Linked DNA regions of Homo sapiens: regions 2 and 3 are each linked to region 1. The links are chromatin contacts, found by Hi-C or POLR2A ChIA-PET in ENCODE. All regions are on one chromosome and are shown on one strand. The core of a region is the stretch at or near the end of the contact, and the rest is flanking DNA. Distances in the headings are between cores, read along the strand shown.

Region 1 (4,355 bases), core at 1,001-3,500:
GCAGGAGGATCATTTGAGGCCAGGAGTTTGAGACCAGCCTAGGCAACATAACGAGACTCCATCTCCACTTTTTTTTTTTTAATGTCTCAAATCTTCTGTTGTAGGGAAATTCTGATCTATGAGAGGCTGCTTGAAATAAATGGGCTACTGGCCAAGGCTTGGAAATGTTTGTGGTATGAGAAGGTCAGTTGTTATTTGGCATCGACAGATACATTATTATTGCTATTTAGAAACAATTAGTTTCTAAATATTTGAAACAATTAGTTTCAAATTATTGAAAAGGCAGTAAATGTAAAATTATTCCTTTGGAAAGACCCTATTTATAGAAAATTGTGCCTCAGGTATACATTTTGCTTACCATTAGATCTATTTCAATTCCAAAGGAATATATGGAGGGAGAGGGAGTATTTGTAGCTTCTAAAAATGTTCATGGAGGGGTGGCTTATTCTCTTTGCCCTTAGTTTAATAGAAGCAAGAGGTAGTTTGGAGTAGCAGGAAGTCAGAGATGGGTTCATTGTATCGTTATTTCTAGTCCTAGCTCTTCACTGTCCTTGGCAAGGTTCTTAACCTCTCTGGGTTCCCCTCTTCTTACCTTTCTCCTATTCTTCCCCAAGTGTGGGAGTCACACTTCAACACTATACACCCGGGAGTGTTGTGTTGTTAAAAAGTATTGTTAAATACTTTTTAAACGTGTTGAATACTTGTTAAATACTTTTTAAATGTGTATTTATTTATTTGAGTTAGTACTACATACACATGGTTCAACATGTAAAAGACATAAAGGGAAATTCAGTGCCATCTCCCTCCCACCTGCTCCTTTCTGCGTGTCCCTGTTCCAGTTCTCAGTTTTCTTTTTCAAACTCAGAAATCCCAAGAGTCTGTGAAGGGCAAATGAAAAGCAAAATGACTAGACTAAATCTGAATGAAAGGGATTTATTCTAAGGTGATACTGCTCACTGCTCAAGGTGCTTATCTGCCCCCTTCATGGGCTCCCTCAAGTTTTCTGAGACTTCAAACAGCAACACTCAACTAAACTATAAAATAGTCACAGCACCTTTTCGAGAAATTTTGACTTTGAACTTGCTAATATGCAAAGGAAATAGTCCAACCATTTCTCTAGAACTTGGTTGATAAGAAATTTTATTTTGTCCCATTTATAATTTTATTCTAAAAATTTGTTTTTTTCTGCTATCGAGTAGGAGAGAAGGGAATAAGGGAAAGATTTGTTTTTGCACTACTGTGAGATTTTTATACCTTAGGCCAGGACAAAGCACACAAGAAATAAAATATTAACAAAATGTCCTTAATTTTCCTTTCTGACCAAAATTGCTTGCCTCTGCATTTATATATAAAGAAGGGATGTGTTGAGCAAATGAAGGAGGACAGCTAGGCAGACAAGATTTGCCCAGCGCCTGGCATACAATAGGGGCACAGGTCATTGCTTAACAAAACGTATAATTTATTAATACATGCTCGAAGCACTGCTATACTAACCAAATATTCCCTGCAAAATTTTAAATTTACAGTGCAAAATAAGAATAATTTAAAAACTGTTTCTAGAAAAAGAGCTTTAAGGGCTTCCCCCCCCATAACAATTTAAGATTAACCTAGAACATGGTAGTTATTTTGCAAGAACTGGGGAGCACCACTCTCTTCTCCTTGTGCATGTCTGACATTGGAGGCCTATTGTGCACGAAGTTGTGATCAAAATCCAAGTCAATTCATTTTGAAAAGTAACATGACTACAACATCCATCCACTCCAATGAGCAAAGGGTGTAGGCTTTGAGTATACACAGCAGGCCACACACTATGGGTCATGGCATACAGTCTAGCGTTGGAGGTTGCTGCATTTGTTCATGTATCTATGAGTTAGGTTTTAAGTTTTTTCCCCCTGTTCTATTAATATAATTAATTAGTTAATTAACCCCACTCATTCATTTACTCAGTCCACAGCCTTTTGTTAAGAGCCCGCCTAGGACATAAAGATGAAGATCCAGTGCCTACCCTCATGAAACATAGAATCCGAGCGAAGAAGGCTTACTTTGCAATAGTCATCCAAGTGGTGCTTTTATGGCGCTTTACTGCTCCCGCCAACACCCAGTGCCTGGGTATGACCTCAGGCGGTGGCAGAGCCCGCGTGCGAGGTCCCGCTCTCCCTGGCTTGCCCCGGCAGGGCGGAGTCAGCCTAGCAGCCGCCGGCGCTGCCCCCGCGCGGCCTTTAATTTTGCAGCTCCGACCACCGGAAATTAGTCGAAGGCTGAGCGGACCCGGTCGAGAGCCGGCGAGCTCCGCGCAGGGAGGGTGCGCCCACCGGTCCCGCCGGGCGCCCGCGGGACGCGCCGCCAGGGCCCTCTCCGCCGGGGGCTCGGCGCTCGCCCACCTCTTCCAAATTTAACCATTACCTAAATCCGAAGGGAAATGAGCAAACCTCTCGGATTGGGTGTCAAGGTATTTTCAGCCTCGTTGGGCGTATTTATCCCCAAGTGTTTCCACAACAAGCTATTTCGGGGCCTGCGGGGCAGGTTTCGCTCTGCGGACGCCGTGGCCACTCGCCGGGCTCCAGGCCGGCGGCACCGCGGGCCGGTGATTCACGGTCCCGACCCGGGGGTGGTGCAGCCCTAGGAGGCGGCGGGGTCGGGGGTGGGGGGGGCGGGTGACCGAGGCCTGAGGGGCGGGGAGGGTCCTCGGAGCGGGGCGCCCCCCACCCCTCTCTCGCCAGTCAATCTGTGTCCTCAATCTGTGGCTTCTCTCGCTGCGGAAGTCTCCCTGGAGCCAAGAATAGTTCATTTTCTTTCAAGTCATTTCTAGTGCCTAAGTGTCCGGACCTCCAATTTCCCCCATCCCCTGCCGACCCACAGGGAGAGAACTGGGAGGACTACTAAGGGGCGCGCGGGACGGGCTGGAAAGGCCAGGCCCCCCACCGCCTGGCCACTTGCGCAAAGGAGCGCGCCCGGCCGCCCGACGGGGGTTGGGAGCAGGTCTGGGAGGGCTATGCGAGCGACTCAGTAACGCTCAGGAAGTGAAGCTTGTGGTTTTGGGGGCTGAGCTCGGAAGGAGAATTTTTTTTTTTTTTAAGTCAGAGAGATAGAGCGGTCTCTCCCGAAAGCAAGATTCCGTTTGAAAACTCTCCTAGCGCGGTGCCCGCGCCGTGACTCCGCAGGTAGGTCCGCCGAGCCTGTTCTGCGCCTCCTGCCCTGGTGGGGGCGGCCGCGGGGACTCGCAGAGCACTGGCACTGCGGGGGCGATCAGAGGGCGCGGGCGGTTTCCCACCTGCTGCGGACCGCCGTGCGGGAGCCCAGAGAGCTCCGGCAGCTGGGTTAGGGCGCGACCCGCGCAGTGTGACTGGAAATCTGGAGCTGGGGGCGCGCAGCAGGCGGTCTGGTGGTTCGGCAGGGGAGCCAAATCCACCAGGGAAGGAAACATCTGGTGGGGAGGCGGCGGCAGCTGCGCTCGGGAGGACGCCCCCTTAGCGCCCTCGGCTCCCTCCTTCCTGGGCCCGGACGGTGAGGAGAGGCCTGAGCGCGCGGAGGGGCCGCCCCACCTCCCGCGCCAGCTGCAGCGCGGGGTTGCCTTCCCACGCGCTCGGCCCAGGCCCCGGGGCCCCTATCTCCTCCAAACTCTGTCGCTCCCCACAGGAACCAGCAAAGCGGGCCGGGGTGCGAGAGAGGCGTGGGCTTACAGCCCGGGTGGGGAGGCGGCCTCCGCGTCCGCCTGGTCTCTGGTGGCGCCAGCCCAGACCCAGCTCCGGCGCTGACAGTTACCCCGCCCCCATCTGTCCCGCTCCCAGCCAACGTGGGTCCAAGCTGCAGCGGGACCCTCGGGACAACGCCACTCCGTTTTTCTTTTCTTCCGAGTTTCGTGGCTGTTTAAAGAATTGGGTTTGGGGTTTGTGGCGTCTAATTGTACGGACGAGAAGTGCAGGAAGCGACAAAGCTCTAGCCCTAGGAGCCACCCCGGAGGGAGGCGGATGGCACTCTCACCCCTAGGGGCATTCTGGCGCTTGGGTAGCGGGAAACTTCGCGGGAGCCCCGCGACACGTCCCAGGCGTCTTTTCTCCCAGGTCTATTCCCATTCCTCCGGAGAAGGGGACACAATGGGGCTGGGGATCTGGAGCAGGGGGCCTGCACCCTACAGGGACCAAGGCCTGTAGGACTCGTTTGAGCTGAGAGCGCCAACGGACAGACGTAGACTGTGTGGCCTGCATCTTGCCTAGGAAGCCGAGGGGCTCCTAGTCCGGCAGTGGAAACAGCGCGAAGCCGGAGGACTGCAGGTCCTGCCCCGGCCCAGAGTTCCCAGCACCCTCGTTTCTGAACCAGCCGAGGCCACGGAGAACTGCTGTACTGCAGCTCACGTG
Region 2 (4,355 bases), core at 1,027-3,526, 680 kb after region 1:
TTTGGAGCTGGCCCACCGCCAGCAGGGATGTGGGGGTTCTGTAACTGAGATTGGAATGCTGTGTTGCAGCTAAAGGACATAATGAAAGGGTGAGTCCATTTGATTTTTTTCTTTAAGTGGAACTGGGAATTTAGACATTGATGTTATAGCGAGATCTTAGGAACGTTTCCCATGTGTCCAGATAAGCAAGCATTAGTGAAAAGGATGGAGGAGGGCATTTGGTAAAATGAGAAACGAGTTTCATTAAGTTCATGAAGTCTTTTAAGTCAACCAAAGGTGATACGTGTGAACCGAGCAGTTTATTTTATTTTAGTAGATATGAATGAATGTTTACATTTGGCCTATGCATCTGTTCACCCAGTCCTGAGGCGAGGAACTGGAAAGTACAAGGCAGAGGCAGGTGGTGCTCTGCCAGGGGAAAAGTCTGGAGCTGGAGTCTCAGAGACCCAGGTTCAAATCCCCTATTGCCACTTCCTGCTGATGTGTTTCTTAGCCTCTCATGAGCTCCAGTTTCCCATCACTCTAAAATGAGGGCATTAACACTGTCTTCACAGTGGTATTGTGAGAATCAGAAACATGTACAAGATGTGTGGCCCCTAGTGGTGTGGTAACCATACATATGAAGAGTTAACCCCCAGCTTCTCACACAAGGCAGCGGCCCAGGGAGCCACCATGTGCTTCACAGTGTGGCCTCAGGTGGCCCAGCTGCTGAGCACCCGAGCGGTGGGGGCCTGCTTTGTGAAGGAGGCTGGTTTGGCAGTGGCCTTGGCAGTGTGGCCGTGGTCTGGGCCACCTGGGGAGTTTCTCACCAGAGTTTATTTGAATTTGTGCTGTCTTCAGGTCAGTAAATATTTTTGTCAGTAGAAGTAGCATCTTGTGGGTGAAGGGGGCTGTGCCTCTGTGCTGGTGGCCGAGGAGAGTGTACCAAACAGAAGAGCAGAGCCTGACTTCAGTTCAAACAAGACACGACACCCGGCAAGATTTTGAGATCAGATTTCTCGAGTAAGCCAGCAGGGGAGGATTAAACTCAGCTCACACTTTGAGTCCAAGGAAAAGTTAGATTTCTTTGGGAGCTACCCTTAAGGAATCTTGTACTCGTCACATACCAGATGCCCAGAATGAACTGAAATATCCAGATTGGGAGGCACCAGTGAGGATTGTCTCTGGAGGTGAATCCATATGGACATTACTGCCAGGAAGCACTTTTCTGAAATACACATTCTACCTCTGTGTGGCTCACAACAGTTTACTTATAGTGGGTTATAGAGTTTCTGTGAGGCTTTGGATGAAGTATCTGCAACATGCCTTTTCATGATAGAGTATGGTGTGAAGTGAGCACGCGTGTGTGCTTATGAGCATTGTTGCTTTCAGGTGTGTTCTTTCGTCATCGTCCACGCCCTGGTTGATCCTTACGTGGTAACACAGCTTTTGCTGTGCTGCTGATAAGGAGCATCATCAGAGCATGTCACTCACTTGGCTCTTGACTGCAGGGAAGAGATTGCGTAGGGAAGACGGGATGTGGGTTTTCAGCCGTGGCCACAGGAGACACTCCCAGCCTTTTGAGGCTGCCGGTGAGGGCCTACAGTAGCAGCTCCAGAGCTCACAGGTCACCACAAAAGTGAGCAGATGAGTCAGATGGGGTTTCGGAGCATGTTTTCCTGGTTTCCAAGCCTTCGTGGCTGGGAGGTGCTATACTCGGGCCCCATGGTGGTCAAGTGAGAATCTGAGCCACTGTGTTAACTCAGGCACTTGTGCTAGAGCCTGTGGGGTGGATCATGCTGTTCCCAGGTGGAAGCCTTCCTGAATGGAGCTGGCCCTGGCATTGTGCAGACAGATTGCGGAAGGAACCACTATGAGGCCAAGGGGGAAGGATGGGAGACAGGTTCATGAGCTGGCTGTGGCAGAGGGAAAGGGACAGGAAGGCTAGGGCCTGACCCAGAAGTGGCAGGATGAGGCTGGGGCTGTGGTGTGCCAACGGAGAGATAGAGGATTGTCCTGCCACCTGGAGAGAGGGGATTGGCCAGAAGAGTGTCCGGGAAGAGAAGACAAAAACAGATTTGTGTTTCCTGCTTTCTGTGACAGTTGAAGGTGGGGAAGCCCCAACTGGGACTTGATTCTTAGCAACCAAAAATGCCACCTCCTTCATTTCATGGTTGGTGTTTTTTTTTTCTGCCCCTTTTAGTATAAGAGTGAGGCTTTGGCTCTCAGGTAAAGAGTGAAAGCAGGAAGTCTGAGACAGACAGTCCCTTATTGGCACAAAGCCCATGCAGCATGCATCACCCCATGGTTCTTCCCCATTTCTCAGCGATAATTGAGTGTCTGTTTTGTGCCAGATACTGTGCTGGGGTGAGGCAGGCAGCAGCAGACAGAGTGGTTGGGTTCTGTTCTTTCGTGGTGTTTGCAGTCTTTGGGAGCATGTAGATGTGAAACCAATAATTGCACAAATAATTATGTACATCTCATCACAGGAAGTGCTGTGGAGAGAAACGGAGAGTACCATGAGAGTATGAAAAAATACAGATCTAACACAGTGAGGGAGGTTTGGGGAGCTTCCTTGAGAGATCAGTAGAATGAGCAGGAGTTTGTCAGGCCATGGTGGTGGGAAGGAACAGAAACGGTGGGGAATGTGTTCCTGGAGGAAACCTTGCTATTCAGAGGCTCCTTTGGGACAAAGGTTGGCACTTCTGATGAAATAAAAGAAGGCAAGTACATTAATTAGGGTAGGTTAAGCTACAAATGTCAGAAAACCCAAAATAACATTGGCTTATATAAAAAAAAGAGTTTACATTTGTTTCCTATTAAAAAAAAAAAAGCAGTTCAGAGCTGATCCCGTGGCTCCATGTTCATCAAGTACCCAGGTGGCTTCTCAGTTGCTGTGCCCTCCTCAGCATGCTGCTTCTGTCTCATGGCCCCAAAGGCTTGCTCTAGTGCTGCCTGTTACATCCACATTCCAACCAGCAGTCAGAAGGAAATGGCAGAAGAACTGACCTCCTTCCCTTCATACAGGAAGCTGCCAGCTGCTAGCGGGATTGGGAAACATAGCTTTCGTTCTGGGTGGCTGTGTGTCCAGCTGGCACTTGAAGAAAGGAGAATGATGGCTATAGGGAGACAGTGAGCACTTCTGTGCTTCACCAGAATGGCCAAAACACGGGAGCAAGTGTCCGAGGAATGAGAGACGGGGCCGTGGCAGGAAGCAGGGCCAGATCTTGGAGGGCCTTGTAAGTCACGTTGAGGTTTTGGGGCTTCATCTGGACAGCAGAGATGGAGTGATAAGTCTTTTAAAGCAGAGAAAAGCAGGATCAGACTTGGGTTTTTCAGATCAGTTTGGCTGCTCTATAGAAGACATTTTGGTGGAGATAAGAATTAAGAGCATCTTGCAGTAATCAGGGAACGAGAGACGATGGTGCCCATGGAGATGGAGAGGAGGGGTCAGAGTTGAGTGGCCAGAGAGAGAATCCATTGGGTGAGGAGAGGGAAGGGGTGATGTTGGGGCACCTCCCCCAGGTTGGTGCCAGGTGTACGTAGGAAGAGGCTGGTGCCATTTACTTAGGGAGGGAATGAAGGAGGAACAACAGGCACGAGGGGTAAAGATCCTGAGTTCTGCATGTTGAGATTGGGTGTCCATGAGACAAAAGTAGATGGTGAAGGAGCTGTTGAATATTCAGGCCTGGAGCTTAGAAAAAGAAGTATGGGCCAGGCATGGTGGCTCACGCCTGTAATCCCAGCACTTCAGGAGGCCAACGCAGGTGGATCACATGAGGCCAGGAGTTCGAGACCAGCCTGGCCAATATGATGAAACCCCATCTCTATTGAAAATACAAAAATTAGCTGGGTGTGATGGCGGGCGCCTGTAATCCTAGCTACCTGGGAGGCTGAGGCACGAGAATCGCTTGAACCTGGGGAGTGGAGGCTGCAGTGAGCTGAGAGCGCGTCACTGCCCTCTCGCCTGGACGACAGAGCGAGACTGTCTCAAAAAAAAAAAGAAAAAGAAAAAAAAGGAGAAATAAGTAAGTCTGAGATGGCCTGGAGTCATTTCTGTAAAGAGATGAGAGTTGAACCCATGGATGTGTTTGAGAAAATCTATGGAAAAAGGATAGTGCACTCCAGGAAGGCCTGGCAGGCATTTTACCTGGAAGGCGGCGATGGAACAGCTGGTGGCAGAAGAGCGTCTCTCCAAGATATTCAAAGGAAAACTTCATACAATCACACTGCCTCTTTCCTTTCTTGGCCAGAGAGGCTTGTTTTTTACCCAAAGGAAACCCTCTCCCCTGATTCCTACACTGTGTCTGTTCTCTTAGGAGAGGACTACTCTACCCCATACTTAGAGTTTAACCTACGTCCTTTAGCCTGGGTGT
Region 3 (4,355 bases), core at 636-3,135, 600 kb after region 1:
TAGGACACATGGGGATTGTGGGACTTACAATTCGAGATGAGATTTGGGTGGGGACACAGCCAAACCATATCAAATACTGTTTAATTTGAGTCTAGGAGAAATCTTAAGGCCTTAAACTTAGACTTTATAAAAGCAGAGGCTAGCTCCATCTGGACTGTTTATTCCTTCAGAATATTATGCCTACTTGTATTCCCAATGCCTGACTCAGGGCTCTCCCATAGTCAGTGCTCAATGAATATTGGTAAGGAAAAAAATGGTTCAGTGAGGAGATTTTTGCAGTAATTCAGGTGACTGATGACATTTGACCTTTGTGAATGAATCTCCAATTCTGCAATTGGGTGGATTCTCTGCCTATAGGTACAAGAGGAAGAGGACGAGAAATATTTCCTGTTCTCTCAATAACTTTCCAAATAACATGTCATAAGAAGCCTCCTCATTCTACTCTCCAACATATTAAAAGCCTAGGATTGAGCCAGGTGCAGCGGCTAACGCCTCTAATCCCAGCACTTTGGGAGGCCAAGGCAGGCGAATCTCTTGAGCTCAGGAGTTTGAGACCAGCCTGGGCAACTAAGTGAGACCCCCGCCCTGCCAACCCCCTCTACAAAAAATACAAAAAGTTAGCTGGGCGTGGTGGCATTTGTCAGTAATCCCAGCTACTCAGGAGGCTGAGGTGGGAGAATCGCTTGAGCCTGAGAAGCGGAGGTTGTAGCGAGCTGAGATTGAGATTGTGCCACTGCACTCCAGCCTGGGCGACAGGGCGAGACTCCATCTCAAAAAAAAAAAAAAAAAAAAAAAAAAAGGCATAGGTCCATAGCCCTTTAGAACTGGAAGAAGCCTTCTAGGCCAAGCCCTTCATTTGAACTGAGCCTTGACGGGTATTAGCCGTTAGCCATTTGTGGAAGGTCGCACAGTAGTCAGGACTGGAAGTCTGGTCTTTGAAACCTGTCAGTCCACGGTCATTTCACCTGCCTGTTTGTAAAACAATGTCCTGTTACTTAAGTATACTTTTTAATAAGAAAAACTGGGTGTAAGCAAGAGTATCAGAGTGGTGTTCTGGTGCCAGCAGTTCAACTTCTGCAGCGTGTACTTCACAGGCACAGGTACTTAGGACGTCGCACAGGCACAGGTACTTAGGACGTTGCCCCGCCGAGACTGTCGTTCATATCGCGCCCACCTCCGGGTAACGCCGGTAATGCTGACCTAGCTCCATTATTTGTATTAATTTATTTAGCTAGCAGGGGGAACGGCTGGGTAATGCAGTCTCAGCTGCTGGAGGGGAAGAGGCAAGACTCCGCCGGCGCCCACCATCAGAGCGTGACAACAAGCGGGACCGGAGGTTGGGAAAAAGCACAGGGACAGAATGAATGTGTGCATGGGGGAGCTCTGCTGGGGAGAGGGCAAGAGGCTGTGATCAGATTATCTGAGGTTTCAGAACTTTTATATAAAGACCAAGGAACCAAATGAAAATCCAACTCTTCCAGGGAGCCCTGGAAAGTTCAAAGGACCTCGTTTGAGGGAGCGAGTCCCCGCAGCTCGTGCCCACGTCTCCCTCGCGCTTCCCCCAGGACAGGGGCCGCCCCAACCCGGGCACGCTGAGCCCGGCCGCGCCCCTAGCCCCTTCTCTCTCGGCCTCCTCGTCCCGAAGGGAAGCACAGGCTCGAGCAGCATTCGGGGCTCATCCATCAGCCGCGGAGGCAAAGGGGGAGGAGAGAGGAGGCGGGAGGCGGGAGGCGGGAGGAGGAGTTTCTGGGCGGCCGAGAGCCCCCGGTGGGGCCGGCGGAGGAGCGCCCTTCCCCCCGCGCGCTGATTGCTGTGGCGTCCTGCCCGTCCCCGCCCGCGTGTGTGCGAGGGAGGGCGAGTGCGCCGGGTCGGCCTGATGGGGGTAATCGAGGGTTTCGGGGACGCCGAGCGGCACTTTCCTCTTCCCAGCGAGTGAAGGAGGGCAGTCGGCGGCTCTCGCGCCCCGGCCACTTTCCCTGCGCGATTCCCGGAGCTCCCTGCAGGAGGTGAGAGTCCCCAGCGGGTCCGGATGGCGTAGTTTTGCCGCGGCGCAGCAGCTGCCGGAGCTCGCCGCCGCCGAGCGCTGGGCGGGGAAACTTGCCGCCGCTTTCCTCCAACTTGCTGCGGGTGGATCTCCGCTGGACACACCGCCTCCGAGGTACGTGCCGGCCCAGCCCCGCGGCGCTGCAGCCCGCCCGGGCTGTGGGCTCTGCAGGCTGCGCGGGTGCCCGTCGGCGCGGCGCGGGCTGCCAGTGCCTACTTACCGGCCAGGGTCGCTCCAGCCGCCAGGACCTCCGGCCTTGGGAGGGAGGCGCTGGTGGGGCGGTGTTTACCCTCCGGGGAGCAGGCACCGGTGGCCAGCGGTGCGTGGGCAGCGGCCGCACGGGGCAGGCAGTGCCCCCGGCGATGCGCAGTGCTGGGGAGGAATTCTCCACGCCCGCCCTCACTCTTCCTCTCCGCGGGTCCTTCTGACCCCTGCGGGGCGCGGCGGCCACTTCCCTCCGGGCGCGTGACAGCTTCGGTGGGAATGGTTTGTTGTGGGTTCGCAGTCAATTGCCGTGGCCCAGGCTGTGGCTCCCGGACTCGTGCACGGACGCGGTTTGCGTTCCCCGCTGGCCGCGCCCTCAGGGTGCCTTGCGGGCTGAGCCGCAAGCTGCAGCTCGGCCCCCCCCCGCCCCGGTTTATTTTGAAGGCTCTCTTCTTGTATTCATTTGGTTAGGACAAACTTGGAAATCTTGGACTGTCGCTAGAAGAATCTGCTTGCAGACTTGATCTTATTAGGGCATTTGCCCCGCTTTGCAGAATCGCATAGTGTCAGGAGCCGACGTGTCAAGCATGAATTACCTTGGCAAAGTAGAACTTAGTGGATTTGGTGTCCTCACGAAAAGCTGGAAGAAGAAAACCGTTCCATTTCCCTAGCTGTGAAGTGAGGATAGTAGTACTTGCCCCGTAAAGTTGCTGTGAGCATCTAATGATTTAATGTGTGTGAGGTGCTACAACAGTGCTTGGCACCGAGTAAGCACCGCACGGAGGTTAGCGCTGCTTGCCGCTAGCCCTGCGGTGGCAGGATAGGAGCGGCGAGGGCAGAGGATAGTAGGAGTGACAGGCTGTGCTGGGGAACCAGGCGTATTCTGAGTTTTATGTCCTTCCGAAGAAGTGAGCGGTTTGGGAGAAGTCTCCACAGGTAGTAAAAACACACGTCAAGACCGTTTCTTCTTCCTGAATGCAGAGTGCAAACAGTTACTTCAGTGTGAACTCAGTTGTTTCTTTTGGATAATAATAACAGCTAACGTTTTCTAAGCCCATACTGTGTGCACTTAATCCTCACAGCATCTCTATGGGAAAAGCACTATTAATAACCCTATTTTACAGATAAGACACTAGAGGTTAAGTTACTTGTCCAAGATCATACATAACTTTCTGTTAGTTCTGACTCCAAAGCTACCTTCCTTCCTCAGCGGAGAGCGGCAAGTGCAGGCCGATTTGTGTGTACATAGATTTGTGTGCATAGTCCATGCATCTTCTCCCATCTTTCAGCTTTCTATTTGAGCTGAACGCATATCTCTTGAAACACACATAAGGTATCTGTGATGAATTTAGGCGATTTTACATACTTATGAGGGTGCCCAATTAAAGTTCCTCTGAAACTGGCCCCAAATAATTATAAATAGAACTCTGACTTGTATTAATTAACATGGAAATTTTTTTTTTTTTTTGGTGACAGAGTCTCGCTCTGTCCCCAGGCTGCAGTGCAGTGGTGCGATCTCGGCTCACTGCAACCTCCACCTCCCGGGTTCAAGAGTTTCTCCTGACTCAGCCTCCAGAGTAGCTGGGACTACAGGCGCGCGCTACCACGCCCAGCTAACTTTTGTATTTTTAGTAGAGACGGCGTTTCACCATGTTGGCCAGGATGGTCTCGATTTCTTGACCTCGTGATCCACCTGCCTCGGCCTCCCAAAGTGCTGGGATTACAGGTGTGAGCCACCACGCCTGGCCAACATGGATCTTTATTCTTAATTTCTTTTATTAATTCTCCAGACATTGTTGATCACCATTACTTGGCTTCCTTAGGAAACAGCTTGGGGTTGGCACAGGAGGCAGGGAAATAATTCTTACCCCCTTAAGGGCTATTAACATGAAATTGATTTCATGCCATTGTGTCAGTTAAAGGATGTTGCTCTATTTCTTGCTGTTCTTTGCTTTTGGCTTTATTTCTGCATTGTTTAGTGTTTCAAGGCTTGAGCGTTTTTTTTTTTTGGCCCTTCAGTTTGACATTTGTCAACTTTAATTTTTCCTGTTTTGATGGAATCTGACCGTTACACGGCAGCTTTGCCTAACAACTGTTGATTCAGCTC

Evidence for each region. Hi-C counts contacts between places; a loop is a spot of excess contacts on that map. ChIA-PET counts read pairs that join two places held with the same protein, here RNA polymerase II (POLR2A). Pooled maps may share reads with other maps.
Region 2: a loop to region 1 is called in a map of CD8-positive, alpha-beta T cell, with 6 times the contacts of the local background. The contact joins the enhancer-like site here to the promoter of GFI1 in region 1. A Hi-C loop is called at or near these places in 5 of 168 maps with a recorded cell type or tissue (CD4-positive, alpha-beta memory T cell, CD8-positive, alpha-beta T cell and naive thymus-derived CD4-positive, alpha-beta T cell) and 10 of 50 pooled maps. POLR2A ChIA-PET finds 5 or more read pairs at or near these places in 3 of 52 experiments (Panc1, T-cell and activated CD4-positive, alpha-beta T cell).
Region 3: a pooled map shows a loop between it and region 1 (3-fold over the local background). The contact joins the promoter of TGFBR3 here to the promoter of GFI1 in region 1. A Hi-C loop is called at or near these places in 3 of 37 single-sample maps with no recorded cell type and 8 of 50 pooled maps. POLR2A ChIA-PET finds 5 or more read pairs at or near these places in 1 of 52 experiments (activated T-cell).

What each region holds. Positions count from the first base shown.
Region 1 is chr1:92,484,820-92,489,174 of GRCh38, reverse strand. It overlaps GFI1 (growth factor independent 1 transcriptional repressor), which reads left to right and starts at 2,250. Exons shown (of 7, transcript NM_005263.5): 1 at 2,250-2,449. RefSeq lists enhancers at 2,044-2,093, 2,994-3,143, 3,066-3,666, 4,267-4,355 and silencers at 2,214-2,423, 2,514-2,623, 3,244-3,293, 3,494-3,673.
Region 2 is chr1:91,801,997-91,806,351 of GRCh38, reverse strand. The region is part of intron 2 of TGFBR3 (transforming growth factor beta receptor 3); the gene reads left to right. Among named protein-coding and RNA genes, the nearest start is that of TGFBR3, 82 kb to the left of the region's middle. RefSeq lists an enhancer at 2,317-2,586. Within about 2 kb of position 2,276, at least 16 of the 41 ENCODE cell types and tissues checked have a DNase peak (open chromatin) inside an H3K27ac peak, as active enhancers do; they include CD8-positive, alpha-beta T cell, where a contact is called at or near this core.
Region 3 is chr1:91,883,681-91,888,035 of GRCh38, reverse strand. TGFBR3 (transforming growth factor beta receptor 3) reads left to right here and starts at 1,885. Exons shown (of 17, transcript NM_003243.5): 1 at 1,885-2,158. RefSeq lists silencers at 1,619-1,758, 2,109-2,188, 2,199-2,408 and enhancers at 1,551-2,313, 2,314-3,077.